Linked DNA regions of Mus musculus: regions 1, 2 and 4 are each linked to region 3. A link is a loop called in an ENCODE intact Hi-C map of the cell type or tissue named here. Cell type or tissue: left cerebral cortex. All regions are shown on one strand. Region 1 overlaps Ass1 (argininosuccinate synthetase 1). Region 2 holds the start of Exosc2 (exosome component 2). Region 3 holds the start of Fubp3 (far upstream element (FUSE) binding protein 3). Region 4 overlaps Prdm12 (PR domain containing 12).

Region 1 (5,000 bases), 76 kb after region 3:
GGCATGCACACCTCAGCCCCAGAAAGGTGAAGTTCCACAAGATCATAGCAGCCTCCTCCCTCCCCCCATCACTCTGTCTTTCAATTCTGAGGTACATTGGGGAGCGTCTGAGAGTCTCAGAGACCCTCTTGCTGGCGCCCTGGCCTGGTGTCCACTTTGTGGATGGTCCGCCCAGGTCTGGACTGCCTTATACCTCCTCTCTCTCCTGTCAGACCCCATCTCTCCCTCAGGAAGATTGCTTGTGAGCATCTTTTCCTTGTACCTCCACACTCTCTCTCAGCTGGGTTCTAGTCTGATCACCGGGCATGACTGTGTCCAGTTTCTTCCTCTAGGACAAGAGAGAGGAACCAGAGGGGCAGCAACTTTGAGTCCAGGTAACTGGAGACCCCAGACGGCTAAGTCAGGGCGAGCTAAGCTTAATGAGCAGAGTCTTCAGTGTTCCTAAAGCCAGCTTTGCGGCTGACTTCCTGGTGGCAGCATCTGCCTGGATGCCTTCCCTACAGATCTCCTTGCACACTAGGAAAAGAACAGGTTCCCCCATCCCCAACCCCAGGTTATAAATAGGGAAACTGAGGCTCAAGGAAGTAGAGAATGACTTTCAAAAGCCAGCTACTTTGGGATCCAGTGTTAGCGTATGACACTGCGGCTTGGGAACCCCTCCTCCCAAGGCTCACACTGTTGGGAACTTTCAAAGCCCCTGGAAGCCTCTAGCTTCCAGGAATGCAAGGAGTTAGAGGGCCTGGGCCCAGGAACGCAGAGGAACTGAGAGGAACTGAGACCCTTAAAGCCTACCCCTTTCATTCCTGATAGGTGGGCACATACCTTTTTTGAATTCTATCTCAAGGACATCTGGGCTGTTGGGTGCTTTGGCAGGGTCCTGAGTTTTTGTGTAGAGACCCGGAGGTGCTTGATTCTAAAACAGAAAGAAATAGGACTTGGGACATCATGGGCGACACCAAGCAATACACCTGCTTCCTGCAGGTACTTGACCCTCCTTGCCCCTCTCTACGACCACCAGCCCCTGGCACTTCTCCATCAGCCAGAAGTCCCAATGGACTCCCGGTTCCCAGCCAGCCCAGCCTGCCAGGGGCCCGAGAAACAAAGGGCTCAAGAAATCAGACAATTTTTCCCCTCAACTTGATCTCATCTTTTTCTTTGCCGCCCCCACAGCTGGAGGCAGAATAGCAGGAGAGAAGCAAGTCAGGCAGGAAAGAGTGACTTCCACAGGAGCACAGTACACTGGCTTCCCGGAGCTGCACGCACGCACGCGCGCACACTCGAGTCGGTGCCTGGAATTGGGGTTTATTCTGCACTGACCGCAAAGCTAATGACTGTGCGTGACCCCAGCAGGTGCTCGAGCGGGCCGAGCCGTCCCCGGGGTCCCTGAGGTTAATACTCACGGGGAGAAGAGAGAAGAACAAAGCAAAAACCATTTGAAAACACATCAACCTTTATGTATATTTTTCCTTGGGTGCGTTAGAAAATGGGCCTCTCTTCCTTCGGCAGAGGCGGAGGGGCTGCTGGCTGCCCAGGATGTTCTCAAAATTCCCTTGCCTCCAGAGGCTCCAGCTTCCCCTAAGCCCAAGCCTGAAGCCTGGATACTTGCCACCATTAGGATGGGGGCGTGGGGGGTGGGGGAGTGGGGGTGTGGGGGGAGTGGGGGGTGTCTGGGCCTGCCTGCTCAAGTTCGTCCCAGGGGCCTCCTGTCCCCAGCTGCTCTGTCCACCTGCTGATGGCTGGGGACCACAGCCTTTTCATTGCAACCGCGAGCTCATTCATACACCACTGCTCATTTTGGAGATCCAAGCAGCCTTGCCTGCTAGGAACAAATGCTACTATCCCATCTGTGGGGGCAGAAATGGAGGCTGCAGGGAGACACTGAGTTTTGCATGAGCTGTGCTCTACCCTGCCGGCCGCAGACATTCCTGGCCACCCAGCACGTGGGAGGGAAAATCACAAGGCCTCAACAACTGTGGTGAATTTGCTCTGTGGTTTCACAGAAAGGGTCTCATGGAACCCTGGTTGGCCTTGAACTTCTGATCTTCCTGTCCCCTAACTCCCACCTGCTAGGATTACTACCACACGAAACTGTTGTTAGGATGGTGGAAGACATCCCTGAGCCAGATGTCAGGCTGTGACATCTCTTCAGAAAGTGGCTGTATTTCTCTGAGCCTCAGTTCCTGCCTAGGGAAAGGATATGTGCCCTGACTGTCTTAATCTTGAAGTGTTAAGCAAGGCCTGGTGTGAATGGCCACTTGCTGTGAAGGTGGAGAGTCTGCCTTCTAGTGATGGACACTGTGCCTCCCTCTAGAAGGGGCCACAGTATGGTAGTCTGTTCCATTCTGTATTGTGGATCCTCTACCACAGCTTAGGTATGGAGTGACCAAACAAACAGCCTCATTTCCCCGGGCCATCCTGGACTTAACACCAGAAGTATCATATTTCAAGAATCCTTGGTGCCACACACAGTGGTAACATTTACTGTTCCCATTCTACCACTGAACTCCAAGAGATGCTGGGCTAGCAGCCACACCCTCCTAAAGTGCTGTTTGTGTGGGGGACACACAGAGTGACCTTAAAGACAGATCCAGGGAGATGCAAAGGGTCCTTAAGAAACACCCCCAGCAAGAGACCTCCAGGAACCAGAGACATGGCTGGCCCACATCACACCTTCACCCTCTTTCCTGCATCACATGCTGCTTCCCAGCTGCTATGGCAACCTGGGCTGAGATATAGTTAGATGCCTGTGGCTGAGTGTCAAACCATTCATCATGGAACAGACTTCAGAGAAACACCACATTCCCAGACCCTCTCTGGGCAGTGCAACGACTGCCATTGCTTGAGTATAGAAAGACCTGAAGCTGGGCCTTCAGGTGACCAATACAGCCCCTTTTCAGTCACTTCCCTACCTGCCCAGAGCTCGCCACGCTGGCTAAGTCAAACCTTCTAGACCTCTCCTTCCACTATGCCCGACTATGACTGACTGTAGCCACTTCAGTTTTGAATCCGTCCTTTCTCCGGCCACATGCCAAGCAGTAGAGGATGAGTGCCTTGGGAAGGGGACAAGAGGCAGGAAAGGTCCTTAGGACAGGACAAGTTTACATACTCTAAAGCGTTAGCCGGGACTAGGGTGGGCAGCTGACAGCCTGAATTCTGTCAAATAACTAACTAGAAATAAGCCAATGTTTGCTTTGCATTCTGAGCTCGCCGGGTGCCTGCCTTCTTTTTAACTCTCCCTCCTAAAAGCTCAGTTCAAATGACAAATAGTTCACCACTGAGTATCTGGTGCCATTTATCCACCCCAGCAGGAGGGCTCACTTCCAATGTCATCTGGGTAGTATGGAGGAAGAGACAGAGACAGAGAGAGAGGGAGAGGGGAGAGAGGAGAGAGGAGAGAGGAGAGAGGAGAGAGGAGAGAGGTGAGAGGAGAGAGGAGAGGAGAGGGAGAGGGAGAGGGAGAGGGAGAGAGAGAGAGAGAGAGAGAGAGAAAGAGAGAGAGAGAGAGAGAGAGGTGGGAGTTGGTTGGGGCTGGGCAGCAAAAGAAAGCATGAAGCAGGGCCCGTGAAGGAGGGATTGCAGCAAATGGCCCATGAACTAACCCGTGATGTAGAGGCATGATGAATGTGGGGATGGCTTATTCACCCATCAGATATGGCGGCCGGCGGCTGAATGAACTCTTTCACTGTGGGCCGTATGAAGTTAAAGCAAGTAAATTTCTATCTTTCTTCGTATTAGCTGCCTCATTGCCCTTCAATCAGCCCCGGCGGAGGCAGAAAATGGCTCAGCCATCTGCCTCAAACCCTCCCTTCCGCAGACCTCGGGTCTTTTTTGGGGGGAGGGGGGAAGGGCCCCTCAAAGCTCTCAGTGCTCCTCCCCAATGGTGGGGGAGGGCTGGGGGGGGGTGCTGCATGGAGCAGAGGCATCTGGGTGTCGTAGGATGGGGGAAAGCCTCCACGGCCAAGCCAGCATAGAGGACAATGCTGCCAGTTCCCTGGCCAACAGAGAGGGAGCGGCTTGGACTCTCGGTGTCTCTCAGCAGCAGGGCTAGATGTTGTATCTACGCTGCTACCTACCCTAGCCTGTTCCTACTGCTTGATGAGAGGAGACTCGTTGGAGGGTATAAGGCAGTGAGAAGCAGAGTTTGGGGTTCTGATATAGAGTGCTTATCTCTGGCACCTGAGCCCTGGCAGTGACAGTACGCTTGGTGCAGACATGCTAGCCTCGGGACCCAGATCTGCCCATAGCGATGTGGGAATCACACCAAATCTCGTCTCAGGCCCTAAGCTGCTCAAGTGGCTTCAGCTCTGCGCCCCCAGTTCTGAGGTGCCCAATCTGGGGGTGTTGCTTGTCTAGTAAGGATAAAGCCACAGGCTTCCCTGAGAAGGTGGAGGGAGCTGTACTTGGCCAACAGGAGCCTGGCCTGAAAGTACCTAGAAGTGTTGCTCAGTAGTTCAGTTCTGGGCCCCCCTCGGTGTGACTGACTGGCTAATGAGGAGCGGTTGGCCTGAGTGTCATGGGGTCAGCAGAGCATGAACTGGAAAAACCTGTGGCCAGCAGGCAGCAGCCCCATGGGCCCATCAGTCCCCAGGGGAGCGGTGGGGGCAAGGACACCAGCTCTCCCTAGTGACAAGTGTGGGCTCTGGGATGCTATTGCCTCTGCATTGATAGCCAGTCCAGCCTGGTTCTACTGCTGGATGAGCGAAGCTCTGAGCAGACCCAGGACACCTAATCTTAACTGCGGCCTGAAGAGAAAGCAAGCCGCTCATCCCCCTGCCTCTGACCTTGTCCCATCTCATGCTAAGTACTTTCTTCCTTTGTGTAAGATCAGACAGGATGGATGCTGTGGAAAGTATGGGGGTTCGGGGGGGTGCACTGAGAGCCCCGGCTTCAGTTCTTACTCAGCAGCTGCACCAGGGATGACTTACTGCACTGCCTCAGTTTCTCCATCTATAAAATGAGACTTAGCCTGTCAGAATCCAAGAAAAATCAAGGCAGGGAAA
Region 2 (5,000 bases), 98 kb before region 3:
CTAATCTCTCTGACATGGGAAGACGGAAAAGGCCTGTGTAGAACTCAGATGCTCTGAGAAAGAGATACACACCTTCTGTCCTCACCTGGTTTTCAAGGCTTTGACACAGATCAGTTTGTTCACTCTCTCCACAGAGCCGGCCACAGACGCAATGAGCTTCTCTTCCCCCATGTATGTCCCATGGCCCCTGCGCAAGGACAAGGCCACAAAGAAAGGATACCAGGATACATTGGAGGTGATCTAGAACATAGTTCTTGAACCTAACGGGCTCCCCCAGCCCTGAGCCTCACACTCTCCGCAGACAGTCACATGGACGTCTCCATCTTAAAGTAATGTGCTCAAATGTCACTGCCTAACATCCTACCTCCACATCCCAGGCAGCACAGGGATCCCCAACTGCTCCTGGTCCACCCCATTCCCAACTACACACCTGTTCTCCCCCTTCCGCTGCATTTACGATTTTCTTGTGGCATTTACTGTTTCTGTTCCTTGCTATATCTTAACCTCCACCAGGACACGGGTGTTCACTTTGGTACCCCAACCACACCGGCTATGTTGAACACATGCTGCAACTATGAAGGAATGAATCCTAAGATATCTGCCATCTAATACCTTAAACTTAAAGCTTAGAGGCAACACTATAAACACTATAATCTCATTTGTACCAAAAAAAAAGAAGAAAGAAAAAGAAAGAAAGAGGAAGAAAGAACAAACTAGGTGCAACGGACAAACGGCCACACCTTTGAGTTAAGAATTTGGGAGGCGGGCTGGTGAGATGGCTCAGCAGGTAAGAGCACCCGACTGCTCTTCCAAAGGTCCTGAGTTCAAATCCCAGCAACCACATGGTGGCTCACAACCATCCGTAATGAGATCTGACTCCCTCTTCTGGTATGTCTGAAGACAGCTACAGTGTACTTACATATAATAAATAAATAAATCTTAAAAAAAAAAAAAAAGAATTTGGGAGGCAGAAGCAGGTGGATCTCTTGAGTTCAAAATCAGAGCGGTCTACATAGTAAGTTCCAGGACAGTCAGTGCTACATAGTGAGATTGGAGGGTTGGGGGTGAGGGGGGGGGACGACGGGGGGGGGGGGACGGACAGACATCGGGAAGACTGGCTACCTAATGCAGATTTATCTTTGGTGGTAATACAATGGTGGATTTTGCTCTCCTGCCCCACTTTTCAGTTAATACTCACTAACCTACCAATTCCTGTTGTCACCACTGTCTTCCAGGTGAGGATACCGGCCTTAGCAAGGTGCTAAACTAAGGATAACAATGTCAGATGTCCGACTCCATAGACAGCCCTAACTGCCACATGTTGTGACTTTCCGTGCTAAATTTGTATTGTTGGGTACAATATGTTGCCTCAACCCCCGCTCCACCAAAATTACTGCTTCCAAGTCAGGCTTGTCGCTGAGGTAACACTGAAAGAGATGACCAACCCCACTGTCCATTCAGAGGGTTGTAAGAAGGGCCCTGCAACCAGCCCTCCCCAGTTCTCCCTCCCTAGGAAGGCTCAAGAATCTTGAGTTTCAGGATAAGGGTCCAAAAGTTCCGAACGCCATAGATCAAAAGAGGGAATCAGGAACTGACAAAGGTGCAGCCAAGATGCCGGGAGTCAGAAGCGTGAGGCTCGCAAAGGAGGGAACTAGTATGGATGCTCCGATGTGTCCCGGGTAACTCGGGGACTTAGATACAACGGGACAGGAGGCCTGGGTTCCGGGACAGCGGGCCACGTGCAGAGAGCTCTGCAGCCGCCTCCTGAGGCCTTGGGACCCCCAAATCCTCACGTACCGCATGAAGCCTGTGTCCGTGGTGATCGTGTCCCCCGGCACCACCAAGTGTTTCTTAGAGTCGCGGCCCAAGCTCTCACTGAGAGGTTTGCGAGCTTTAGGGAGCCTCATCTCCAACGCCATCTTGGCGCCAATGACTTGCGCAGGCGCAGCTCTACACCGCTCCTCAACTCCCGCCTTCCTTCAGAGAAGCGACCAATGGGAATGGATAGTGTGGCAGCCATGTTGAGTATTGGCAATATTAAGTTAACTCGTGGAAGTGAGGGCACCAAGCTGCCATGTTTACTATTGGCAAGAAAGCACCTGCGGAATGATGAATTCTCATGTCGTAAGGGAATATGACATTAGTTTGGTTTGGTGTTTGGATGTCAGTTTTGTGTTTGTTTTAGAGGAACGACCCCGTGTAGGGCTAGCCTCAAACTCTGTATAGTTGAGGATAACCTTGCTGAGGTCCAGATGTTCATGCCTCCACCTCCCAAATGCTGCGATTACGTGAGTTTGTGTAGGTTGTGGGTTTGGTGGTGGTGGTAGTGGTAGTGGTAGTGGTAGTGGTAGTGGTAGTGGTAGTGGTAGTGGTAGTGGTAGTGGTAGTGGTAGTGGTAGTGGTAGTGGTAGTGGTAGTGGTGTTTGATGCCCAAGAGGACAAAAGAGGATGTTGGAGTCCCTGTAACTGGAATTATAGAAGTTTGTGAGCCATTATGTGGGTGCTGGGAAACGAAACCAAGTCCTCTGGAAATGTGGCCAGTACTCTCAACCTCTGAACCACCTCTCCATTCCAGGTGTAGGATTTTTTAAAGACAGTGCCTCATGTCATCCAGGTTGGTCTCAAACTAGCTGTGTAACCCAGGGTATCCTTGAACTCCTCCTCCTCCACCTCCCAGGAGCTGGGATTACAGGTGTAAGCTGCCATACCAAACTGTATGAGTTTTTACCCAAACTGTTCCATTTCATCATTTTATTTATTGTTGGCAAGTCTAGAGATTGAGAAATGAACCTTGGCATCCAACTCAAAACCACTATAATCTAATATTTTGTAGACTATAGATTTAGGACCGGGATTTACAGGAAACACCATCTGAGGAGAAGCTAGAACCCTCTGAATACTGCTCCTCGTGGGCCTTGTCTTCTAGCCCCTTAGGTGCTGTCCTCACCTACTGCCCTATGGCTCTAATGTGCTTTAGTAAGGACCTCTTCTGAGTGATGACATGTGTCTGCTGAAAGATGACTGTTGTAAACAGTCATGTGACAAGCAAGTCTGTAGGGAGGCATAAATGTAACTTTTATTTTCCTGTTGTAATTGTTGACTGGGAGGTTTACTGTCTTTGTTTGCTAACCTAGGTCTAGTTCTGGAAGCTTCTAGACTCTGTACAGTCTTATCTAGGCCTAAAATGTTTTCAGCCTCTGAATTGCTGCTGAATAAGCTCCCCCTTTCTAGTTCTTTCTGAGCTCTGGCTGGCTGATTCAACTCAGTTGTTCTGTCTCAAACTCTTTTCCCAGCTCACTTATTAGATTTGTCTTTTCTCTCAGCCTCTAAATTCCTGCTTGGCCTCAAACTAACTCTAGCAATCTTATCTAACCGTCTGGCTCATTCTGTCTTTACGTGTGTCTCACTTGTTCTTTCTTAAATATGTCTCTATAAAACTCTTGAAGTAATGCCAGACAGTAGTGGCACACACCTTTAATCCCAGCACTTTGGAGGCAGAGGCAGGAGAATTTCTGAGTTCGAGGCCAGGCTGGTCTACAGAGTGAGTTCCAGGAGAGCCAGGCTACAGAGAAACCCTGTCTTGAAAAACTAAAGTGTGGGGGGGAACTCTCGAAGTAAAACTGCCTCCTTCCTCTCTGTGTGCTTCTCTCCCTCTCCCTCTCCCTCTCCCTCTCCCTCTCCCTCTCCCTCTCCCTCTCCCTCTCCCTCTCCTTCTCCCTCTCCCCTCTCCCCCTTCCCTCCCCCTTCCCTCCCCCTCCCTCTCCCTCCCCTCCCCTCCCCTCCCCTTCTTTCCCCCTCCCCTCCCTCTTTTTCAAGACAGGGTTTCTCTGTGTAGCTCTGGCTGTCCTGGAACTCACTCCTATGTAGACCAGGCTGGCCTCAAACTCAGAAATCCCCCTGCCTCTGCCTCCCAAGTGCTGGGATTAAAGGCATAAGGCACTTAAAGGCATAAGCACTGCCCGGAGTGCTCTTAAATAGCCTTTCCTCATGAGAGTGGGGCATATCCTACTCTGTCAAATCTTTCTCTGATTTGTCACTTTTTCTGCCACTCAATTAGACATCACTTTTTTTTTTCAAAATTTATTTATTACATATTTATTTAGTACACTGTAGCTGTCTTCAGACACACCAGAAGAGGGCGTCAGATCTCATTACAGATGGTTGTGAGCCACCATGTGGTTGCTGGAATTTGAACTCTGGACCTTCGGAAGAGCGGTCGGGTGCTCTTACCCACTGAGCCATCTCACCAGCCCTAGACATCACTTTTAAACATGGGTGCTTCCTTCTTACAAACTAATTTGACCTTCATTGTTTGGGACTAAAGGTGTGTACTAAGGGCACATCTGTATTCCAGCCAGAGGGAGTAAAGATGTGTGCTAAGGGCTGACCCACACCACAACTAGAAACAGGTTCAAATTCCTGTGACAAGGCCACATGCACACAGGGTACAAGGACTTTGCTTATACTCGATTACACCTGAGTGGATGCTGTTCAGTAGTGGATGGAAGATATGACAGGCGTCTCCTGTGGCTTCATCTGGGCCTATTTAACAAAGGCATTTATTTCCCCCTTATCCCATCATTCACTCATCCCCATTTCCCCTGGCCCTGCAAGGTTTGAAGCCCACTGAATTTGTTTGTCTTCAGACAAAAATCTCTCTGTGTAGCCCTAGCTAGCCTAAACTTGCTTTGTACACCTTGAACTCAGAGATCTGTCTACATTTACCTCTCAAATGCTGGGACCTCCCAGAAGTGTGTACTGTCATTCCTTGCTGAGGCACATTGAATTTCAACCTCACAGAATCAACAGCACAATTCTCTACTCAAATGAGGGACTCTAAAGGAAACTAAACTGTCAGACAGGCCCCACATATTGTGAGCAGAAAGTAAGGCAAATTGGGTCCTCTCCCTCCTGAAGATGCATCTGGCCAATTGCTTATAATCTCCAAATGGTCAGCATTCTTTACTCTAACCAACCCTCACAACTACACTTATAAAGAA
Region 3 (5,000 bases):
CTAAGTTTCCAGCCTTGACCAACGAGATCTACCTAAATAACCCTAAAATTATCAACAAACTTTTGCTTGTTTGTTTGACTTTGCTTTTTGAGACAATGTCTTATCGTGTAGCTCTGGCAGCCCCAGAGAACCTAGAACCTGCTCTGTAGTAGACCTGGCTGACCTGCAACTCACCGAGATTTTTCTGTTCTGCCTCTAAGTGCTGGGATGTAAAGGTGTACACCACTTTGCCAGACTTTTTCTTTTTAATTCCCTTCAAATCATTTCTCAATGGTAGTATGGACTTCTAGCTGTTGCCACTAAGAAGCAACACACCAATCTCTAATGGGCTCATTACCACTTAAGGTAGTGGTGTACTTCATAAATAAGAAACCCAAAGAAGCCGGGCGGTGGTGGCGCACGCTTTTAATCCCAGCACTCGGGAGGCAGAGGCAGGCGGATTTCTGAGTTCAAGGCCAGCCTGGTCTACAGAGTGAGTTCCAGGACAGCCAGGGTTACACAGAGAAAAAACAAAAACAAACAAAAAGAAACCCAAAGGAATATTTCCTTTTCCTCACTCCAAGTTAGGGCAGATTTAACAGAAGGTATCTCCACCCCCACCTCCCCAAGCAAGTCTCAGCAATCCTTAAAACTTCACTAGGATGGCAGAGGCAGGCAGAGGCAGGTGGATCCCTGAGAGTTCAAGGTTAGCCTGATCTACAGAGCTAGCTCCAAGACAGCGAGGGTTACAAAAATAAACTCTGCTTGGAAAATAAATAAATAATTCTCATAAGCTGGGTAGCAGTGCAAAAAGCCTCCAACCCCCCAATACTCAGGAGGCAGAAACAGATGTCCGAGTCTGAGGCCAGCCTGGTCTACAGAGTGAATTCCAGAACGGCCAGGACTGCATAGAAAGACCTTCTCGGAAGAAAAAAAAAACAAAACAAACAAACAAAAACAAAAACAAAAAAACAAATTTATTTTACATTCAACTAAGGAGGCCCTGAGCTTCCTAAAGCAGCGACTGTAATTGTTAGTGGTCGAAGAAAGCCAACAAGATGGCTCTGACACTCTAGCATTGAGAGAGATCCAGTACATCTTACCAACTAGTGAAAAACAGGGTTCAGGGTCTTGTCCAGCAAAGGAAAACCATGCCCATGAGCAGAGCGGTGGATGCGGAGCTGGGCGCAAGGTCATCCATTACAATCATGGAGTAACTGAAGTATCATCACACTATTGGATACTCACTGCTCCAACTAGGCAGTAACAACCCACCAGAGAAACTTTTGGGTGAGTCCAACATTTGTGGTAGGTTATAAAACAATGTCTACAGAACCATCAGTATTAATATGCAAAGTATAGGGGAGACAGGTAGGGTTTCCTCGAAGGACTACTGGAAAGTGATGAAAAGACCCCATTTTCACGTGACCGGTCAAACTCTCCCAACAATGAGTCCTGTGGCAGGTATTCTACTAGGAACCAAACCGTCATTAGTTACACAGCCCGACTTTCAAAGAACCAGAGAGTTGACAAAGTCAGAGAAGATAAACATCACTGGATAGAGGAAAGTTTGAGCGTCGGGGTAACTTGTCACTAAGTTTCAGGCAAAATACAAGGACAATTTTGTACTAGGCACCATGCCAGGAGCCAGAGAGGTCCCATATTCATTCAGAGAAGCCTAAGTCCTCTAAAAAGCCAGTTTCACTGACAAAACGCACAATATTGCCAGATGGTAGTTTCACGGTCCGAACGAGTCCATCCCACACTCTTCCCAGTAGAGTTAAGACTAATCGCCAGAAGGAACTCTCGAGGACCACCCACTTAACACCTCCCCTTCTCTCTGCAAAATAGAGAATTTCAAATATAAAATATCCTCGAATTTCTTCCAATATGCTTGAAATGCATTAAGTGGAAGGCGAGGTTTCCCAAAGCTGCAGAAGCCACGTCCAGGGCGTGAGATGGATGCCTGGGGTCTACAACCAGGACCTGCTGGGATCTGAATCATGGAGAGCAGGCCGCTGGGTGCAGTCGGGCGCGCGGGCGCCAGGAGCGCTTGGCAAAAGCTTCCTCTGGCCCCGGAGCTCCCGAGGGAACCGCCCGGGCCTCCCGCGACTCGCGGCCCTAGGCGCCCACCGGAGGCGTCGGCGCAGCGGCCTCCCGCCCCCGGCCTCCCGCGCCCGTACCTGCCGGACCCGGTGCAGGGCATCCACAAAGCCCTCAGCCTTCATGCCCACCGGAGCGCTCTGCCCCTGCACCAGCTCCGCCATAGCCAAGCCCACCGCCACCGCCGTCGCTCGGCTCCCCCGGTCCGGCCTCCCACTCCGCTCCGGGACCCGTAGCCGGAAAGGGAAAGTCGCCCCACTTCCGGCGGAAGGGAAGCGAAGGGAAGGCACTGCTAGCTCAGAGGGAGACAGAGAGAGAGAGAGAGAGAGAGAGAGAGATAGGTTGGGGGAAAGCAGCGTCTGTGAGGCGGGGTCTCAAAGCACGTGACCGCTGTCCGGCCGGAAGTGGGGGCGTGGCCGTGGCGCGAGGGGGGCCTGCCCTGGGCACAGGCAGATGTCCGTCAAAAAGACCAGGTTGCGACCCCGCCCTCCAAAGGCGTGGGCCCCAGGCCTTTAGCAAGCGTGGGACCGCCACCGCGGCGCAGGTGCGGCCTTATAGTCCCCCGCTGTGTGGTTTTGCCACCTGACGGAGGAGAAACTTGGACTTGGCTCTTCCAACACCTTACCCAAGCCGTCGAGGTGCACTGGCAGCCCCCTCCCTCTCGAAGTGGGGTCGTGGTGTGCTGCATTGACTGAGATTGAGCACCTTACTTGGTACTAGGACCCTTAGTACGGCAGGGCTCCGCCTTTGCTGCAGGGAGTCCCAGGCTCCAGAATGGGCCATCAGTTTGCCAAGGATCGGTTTGATGACACTGCTCAAAAGAAGCCTGGTGTCCTCTTTCACATTCTTTCACCCGGGTAACAGGAAATACCGTGGGACCATCATTGCTTCCGGGCCTGCTGAGGCAAGAGATCTTTAGGAATGTTTGAATGCTTGAGGGGAAGGAAAAGGGGGGAGTCTCACTTCAGAACCCCCTGCCTCCGTCAGAACAAAAAGTTACACCCCACTGTGCCAATATGTATGGGCAGTGGGTTTGTACGGAAGTTCAGGAGTTCAAGGTCATGTTCTAGGTCACCCGCAGCTAGCTACTTGAAACTCAATTTACTATTCTTTCCTTCCATTCTTCGTTTCAGTGTGTGCGTGTAGAATGTGTCACCACATACATGTGAAAGTCAGAGGACAACTCCCTAGAGTTGGTTATATACTTCCACCATATGGGTCCCGGGAATCAAACAGGTTATCAGGTCTGGCAGCAAACACCCACACCGCGGAGCCACCTCATCAACCCTGAGGCTCTCGTTTTTTTTTTTTCTTGGATTCCTAGAGTTTGGCACATAGCAGATGCTTAGGAAACTAATTCTAAGTTGAATATCGCTGACTCTGAATGATTCCTAGATTATGGCAAAATCAAAGAAGCTGGCCAAACTGCACAGGTTGATCACTTTAGACAGATCATTTCCAAACCCGTAGGGGAGACCAAGCTGGCACTCTGGATGGTGGAGAGTTTTCACTTCATCTATGCTTGAGTTTAGCAAACACAGAGTTTCAATCTTCAGGACAGACTTGGCCCTACTTGACGTTTGTCCTACCAACCTCTGAGGAAACACTGTCCACTCTTCCATACTCCCAACTGGCTGGCCCTGATGAGTAGAAATGGGATGTTCTTCTATCCAGGGTCTCTTTATCTAACACTTATTACAAACCCCCTGTTGATTTGGTTGGCGCTTGGTATCTGTTCAATGAATACGTAAAGAATTTTGTCCAATGAGGACAGGGGAAGCATCTTAGACAGTGAGTGCAGAAATGTTGCTGCCACCACCCAAGTGGCCTACAGGCAGGAGCCCAGTCTAATTTGTTTACTAAAACATTGAGGATAATTTAAAGCTTTCAAGAAAGCACAAGTAGCACAGAGTTTTTGTTTTTCCCTTCTGCCCTTTTTTTTTTTTTTTTTTTTTTGGAAGGGGGGGTGTTCGAGACAGGGTTTCTCTGTATAGCCCTGGCTGTCCTGGAACTCCTTCTGCCCTTTTGAATAGATAACTTTGGCAATGCATACTCACTCAAATGTGATTCAAACTCAGGAAATAAATGCCTAGCTAGGATTGGCTGGAACAAAGGACTGACAGCAGAGACTCGGTGGGAGGATAAGAAGGTGAGGTCACTCTGAGCTATACAATAAGGGTTAGCCTGTGGTAGAACCTGTCTCAAGACAGCTAAAACCCAAACAAACTGCATACATACTGGTTGTGAGTAGCTTTGCCTCAGAGACCAGCAGACGACTCTTCCGAATGGAGAGACAGCTCAGGCAGGAAAGGAAGCTCTTGCTGCACAGATGTGAGGTCTGTCTCCAGAAACCACATGGTTCTGGAGCTAGGGGAGATGGCTCAGCCACTAAGAGATCTTGCTGCTATTGGTTCCCAGCACCTACATCAGATGGCTCAGGACTTTCTTAAAGTCCAACTCCAAAGAATATAACACTCTCTTCTGTCCTACTTGAGCACTACACAAATGTGGTACACACACACACACACATAAATTATTTTTAAAATACTTTGCCAGGTAGTGGCAGCACACGCCTTTAATCCCAGTGCCTGGGAGGCAGAGACAAGCAGATCTCTGAGTTCGAGGCCAGCCTAGTCTGCAGAGTAAGTTCCAGGACAGCCAGGGCTACACAGAGAAACCCTGTCTGAAAAAAAACAAAACACAAAACCAAAAAAAAGCTGGACCTGCTAGTCCATGCCTGTAATCCAGAGCTTGGGGGCAGGGGTGGGGTGGGGGGTAGAATTTGGTTTGAACGAGAATACCCTGCACCCATAGGCATTGTCTTTGAATATTTTGTTCTCAGTTGGTAGACTGTTTAGGAAGGCTTAGTGGTGTGTTCTTGTTGGAAGAGGTATGTCACAGGGCTAGACTTTGAGGTT
Region 4 (5,000 bases), 83 kb before region 3:
CTCTCTCTAGAATCCTCTGTTATGGATTCCTGAGAAGAAATAGAATACTGGTCAGCCTTGGAGTGGTTAAAACTATTCCTAGTGTGTGTGATGCCCCAGGAGGCTTGATCCCTATTGTTATGAAAATGAGCAGAGGAAGAAGAAGAGGAAGAGGAGGAGGAGGAGGAAGAGGAGGAGGAGGAGGAGGAGGAGGAGGAGGAGGAGGAGGAGGAGGAGGAGGAGGAGGAGGAGGAAAGATTTACCTGACTAACATCTGGTCCTCCAGAAAGAACTTGCTGTACATGGTGACATATGACAGTCATCTCAGTATTCAAGGAAGCTGAGGCAGCAGGATTGCTTTGTGTTCAAAGCCAGCCTGGGCTACATAGTGAGTTTAAGATCAGCATGGGACATATAGACGAGCCCATCTCAAAAACTAGAAAAGAAATAAAGTAATGTAAAGCATTCTGGCATCAGGGGGTGGCGGCCTGAATGAGTATCTCCCTCCCTCCACACGCTCATATATTTGAATGCTTAGTCCATGGCTGATGAACTGTTTGGGAAGGATAGGAAGTGTGACTTTGTTGGAGGAGGTGTGTCACTGGGAGTGAACTTTGAAGCTTCCAAAGCCCACGCCAGGCCCAATGTCCCTTTTGCTGCTTGTGGCTCAGTCTATAAAGCTCTCAGCTGTTGCTATAGCACCACACCTGTCTGCTTCCCATCATGACAATCATTAATAACCCTCTCCAACTGTCAGTAAGCCTCAGTAAAATGCTTTCTTTTAGCCAGGCATGGTGGCACACATCTTTAATCCGAGCACTCTGGCAGTAGAGACAGACAATGCTCTGTGACAGTGAGTTCTAGGACACCCAGGGCTACACAGGGAGACTGTCTGAAAATGACAAAAACAACAAAGAAAATGCTTCCTTCCTTCTATACGAAGGAGGGAAAGGCTTAAGAGGGAGGAGTCCCAGAGAAAAGTCATGGGACCTGCAAGCTAACGTGCCAGTGGCCCCTCTGTGCCACGACTCCCAAAGTATAAGGGTCTTTCTTTGGCCATGCATGCCACACTGGCAACTTCCAAAGAGGGATGGCTTCTATGGCAAGTGTGAATTCCCATGAGCACAAGTGCAAAGGCTGGTGAGGACACACGGGCGGTGTGCCTGTCGGTTCAGTGTATAGAAAGGATGATCCCACTATGTCTGACAAAGGCTGGGACACAGGTGTGAACTTACACACTACAGCCCACACATCTGACTGACCCAGAAGTCCTTGAGGAGAGCAACAGGCCTAACCTTATCCAGCCTTGAACTCGCGCTGGCCTCACCCTGTCCTTCCTACTCCTTGGTCTTCATGAAGGTAGGTATAATGGTTAGTGATGTCAACCTCACAGAATCTAGAATCACCGGGGAGAGGGGCATCTGAGCATGCATATGGGGGGGGGGTACCATGGTTACATTAATGGAGGTAGAGGGACTAGCTCACTGTGGGCCACTCCATTCCCTGACCCGGATCCTGGATGGAGAAAAGGGACTGAGCAACGTGTGTCTCCATTCACTGTTCTTCTTGCTGTGGCTGTGGTGTGAACAGGGGGTTAGGGCCGCTGCTGTTTTAATTCCCCCACCATATGTACTGTACTTTGAACCAAAATAAACCCTTTTTCCTTTAAGTTGTTTGTGCCAATGTGCCACAGTACAGGAAAAGAAACTAAGACCCAAAGCCTGCAAATGGATGTGGCAGATTACTGAGGACTCCAGGACTCCTGGTGGTCCGTCTGGCCCACCGCTGCCCCCTTAACCCAATCCAAGTTTATTGTTATGAGAACAAACAACTCCTAAGCCATGTGTAGGTGGGTAAATTGTACTGGAGGGACCCCACACTGCAGCTGGCTAAACTACAAGAACTCTGTCCTGCTCCTTCACTCTTCCCAGTCACTCTGCACTGTGGCTTTTCTTGGGGACAGCAGCTTTTCGTTACCGAAGGTACAACAGTGAATTTTAGCAGCAGTCAGTGGAACAACCCCTCTAGCCATTTCCAAATGTCTCCATTGTTTCCAAATGTCTCAGACATTTGGACCTTGCACCCGGGTAGGGGCCAAGTGATACATGTTCCAAGTAATTTTTATTTTAGAATACAAGAGAAGTACAAATGTATTTACAGTTTACATATACAATCAAATAATATATATCACAGTTTCGTAAATATCATCTTAGATAAACATTTACAAAGTTAAAGTGACTGTTTTCTGGGAGTAGAACACACTTTCTTGAAAACTCTATACATGTTATACTTTTTGTTAATATTATTATAGTTTTGTGGGTTTTTTTAATTATTATTACAAACGCCCTGGTGTTTGGATGGAGTGTGTGTGTGTGTGTGTGTGTGTGTGTGTGTGTGTGTATTGGAGGGGACGAGAATTCTGGTAAATGACAAGGTTTGAAATGACACCAGAGGGCGCCCACGGACAGATCAGGGAACGGCGTGGGCAGAGGCGCGTGGGAATGTGGGCTTCGTGGGGAAGAAACCTGGGGGCCCTCCGCGCACCTCAGACAAACTTTCTGGGCGGAGAAGCCAACCTCGGCTCCAGACAGCCCCGTATGGTCGCTCATTCTCTTGTTTGGGGACTTAATAGGATGGAAGTGAGAGTGCCTCTCCATTCCTAAACTCAGAAGACAGGAGAGATTTAGGAGAGGGAGCACTGATCTAATTACTGCGTTCTATAGATGGGGAAACTGAAGCCCCAAAAGGGTCAGGGTCTTGCCCACGGGCTGTGGTAAATGTCTCTTGTGACTCCACTCTCAATCTGCCCAGCACACTTCAAAAAATATATTGTCGTCTTGTCCTTCCCTGGGAGCTGGAGGCTAGGGAAAGTAGCCTGAAGGAAAGCAGGGCCCCCCGAATGATCAGGTCTCTCCCGGTCTGTGCTAATCACTTTAGGGCTCCAATCACAGCCAAGGGTCAACGTCATTCCCTCCACTCGTGACACATCAAGACACCATTCCCAGGAGGCAGAGATAAGCATTGCCCTCCCCAAGCCCACTCTGGGCCAAGGAGGTAGCTCTCTCTTCCACTCCCAACTACTCAGCTCTCTTTGGAGATCGTCTGTTCCCCCTCTCCTGTCATCTAGGACAGAGATGTCCGCGTGGAGACGCGGCCCTGCAGGAGGGACACTCCGAGATGGGGCCGGGCGTGGGGACCGACTCTCAAGAAGAGAGGACAGGGCAGCAGCCACACCAGCCGGGTGGCCTGGGCAAAGGGGACGTCGCCCCTCGGCGTCCTCCTCTGCAAGACGGATCAGGAGTGGGTTCCGGGTAGCCGGTGCCTCAGCGGCGCGCAGCGCGGGGGGTCGGGTCCGTCGCGGAGGCGGCTGGGAGGCGCGTGCGCGTGGGGCGCGTGCGCGGCGCTCACAGCACCATGGCCGGCAGGTGGTGTGCCGCGGCGGCGGCAGCGGCGGCGGCGGCAAGCGCGGGCGCGTGAGCGTGGGGCGCGGGTAGTGCGGGCGAGTGCGCTTGCAGCGCGGTGCTGGGCGGCCGGTGGCGCGCGCTCTTCTGGTGCGCGCGCAGGCCGGCCAGCTGCGAGTAGGCGCTCTGGCACACCTGGCACTTGTAGGGACGCTCGCCCGTGTGCAGGCGCACGTGGTTGCGCAGCGTGGACGACTGGCTGAAGCGGCGGTTGCAGAAGCGGCACACGAAGGGCTTGTCCAGCGTGTGGATACGCATGTGCGAGCGCAGGTTGCTGCGCGAGTTGAAGCCGCGGTGGCAGATGACGCAGCGCATGCGGCCCGCGGTGCCGGTCGCGGAGTCCGCCGGGTGGAAGTCCTCTGGCCGCGCGGGCAGAACGCGGGACCCACGGAGCGGGCGGGAGGGAAAGAAAGCAGCCCGGTTAGCACCCACGCCGTGAGACACACAGCCCCAAGGGCGCAGCGGGTCATGGCTGTGATCTAACAGCAGCCAGATTACAGCAGGTCCCCAGCCTGGGAGGATTTGGTGGCCCCAGGAAACCTTAGCCATCTCATCCGAAAGATGGGAGGCAGTCCAGGCATAGTGGCCCAGCACTTCGGGAAAGGGGGGAAGGGGTGGCTGGGCTAAAGGCATTCATTTGCCACCAAGCCTGATGACCCAACCTGGATTCCCTGGACCCACATGGTTAAGGACAGAACTGACTCCCACTAGTGTCCTCTGACCTCCACGTGCTCACCATGGCATGCATGCCTATATGTACACACAAATAACTAAAATGTAAGAGTAAAATAAAGTTAAAACAAAAAACAAGACCATGTTTTTTGTTTTAACTTTATTTTACTCTTACATTTTAGTTATTTCTAAATATCTCACTAGATATATATTTATTTCTAAATATATCACTAAAGTGATATATTTATTTCTAAATATATCACTAGAGGCTAGCGAGATTTTTCAAGTTCAGTCAGAAAAATTGCAGTCACTAGAAGACTTCTTCTGTGCTGGTCGCTTTGCCTTGGTGTGAGAATTGCCTGGGTCCTAAAAGCCATCCACAAAGGATAACAACTATGACGCCCCTAAAAAGCTCTCTCATCTCTCACCTCACAAATATTGGCTGAGTACTCAGCGTACCTGGAAACTATGGTTTGTCCATTTTCTCATTGAAAATGGAGACAGAGACATTCAGAGAGGGGCGTGTTGGTAAACATTGAGCCTCAGGCCCCTTTCCTTTCCTTTCCTTTCCTTTCCTTTCCTTTCCTTTCCTTTCCTTTCCTTTCCTTTCCTTTCCTTTCCTTTCCTTTCCTTTCCTTTCCTTTTCCCTCTTTCTGTTTTGAGACCTGGTTTCCCGGGATAGTCCTGGCTCTTGAAACTAACTCTGTAGACCAGACTGGGCTCAACCCCAGAATTCCACCTGCGTCTGCCTCCAGAATGCTAAGATTAAAGGTGTGGCCACCATTGCCCGGCTTGCTTCTCTTAAAAATAAATAAATGGGCCAGAGAGACGGCTCAGTGGTTGAGAGCACTGCCTGCTCTTACAGAGGATCCAGGTTCAATTCCCAGC

Evidence for each region. A loop is a pair of places that touch in the nucleus more often than their neighbours do. Peaks named below come from ENCODE experiments on the same cell type or tissue, not always from the same donor. Only the 100,000 strongest peaks of a DNase experiment are listed, where the experiment ranks them.
Region 1: it touches region 3 in a loop (3-fold over the local background); 4 of 42 quality-filtered maps call a loop at or near these places.
Region 2: a loop joins it to region 3, with 3 times the contacts of the local background. A loop is called at or near these places in 4 of 42 quality-filtered maps.
Region 4: it touches region 3 in a loop (8-fold over the local background); 3 of 42 quality-filtered maps call a loop at or near these places.

What each region holds. Positions count from the first base shown.
Region 1 is chr2:31,494,060-31,499,059 of GRCm38, reverse strand. It overlaps Ass1 (argininosuccinate synthetase 1), which reads right to left. Exons shown (of 16, transcript NM_007494.3): 10 at 823-913. Among named protein-coding and RNA genes, the nearest start is that of Ass1, 26 kb to the right of the region's middle. In left cerebral cortex, no CTCF peak of the experiment used is centred here; DNase peaks (open chromatin) are centred at 1,214, 1,893, 2,691 and 2,957.
Region 2 is chr2:31,667,659-31,672,658 of GRCm38, reverse strand. Exosc2 (exosome component 2) reads right to left here and starts at 1,944. Exons shown (of 9, transcript NM_144886.3): 1 at 1,798-1,944; 2 at 86-187. The coding sequence starts at 1,919. In left cerebral cortex, a CTCF peak has its summit at 4,171 (motif pointing right); a DNase peak (open chromatin) is centred at 1,982; H3K4me3 peaks cover 1,154 bases; H3K27ac peaks cover 339 bases.
Region 3 is chr2:31,570,116-31,575,115 of GRCm38, reverse strand. It overlaps Fubp3 (far upstream element (FUSE) binding protein 3), which reads right to left and starts at 2,465. Exons shown (of 18, transcript NM_001033389.4): 1 at 2,163-2,465. The coding sequence starts at 2,246. In left cerebral cortex, no CTCF peak of the experiment used is centred here; DNase peaks (open chromatin) are centred at 1,837 and 2,394; H3K4me3 peaks cover 2,119 bases; H3K27ac peaks cover 1,228 bases.
Region 4 is chr2:31,652,868-31,657,867 of GRCm38, reverse strand. It overlaps Prdm12 (PR domain containing 12), which reads right to left. Exons shown (of 5, transcript NM_001123362.1): 5 at 2,073-3,799. The coding sequence ends at 3,384. Among named protein-coding and RNA genes, the nearest start is that of Prdm12, 15 kb to the right of the region's middle. In left cerebral cortex, a CTCF peak has its summit at 2,448 (motif pointing right); DNase peaks (open chromatin) are centred at 2,459 and 3,560; H3K4me3 peaks cover 1,544 bases; H3K27ac peaks cover 1,191 bases.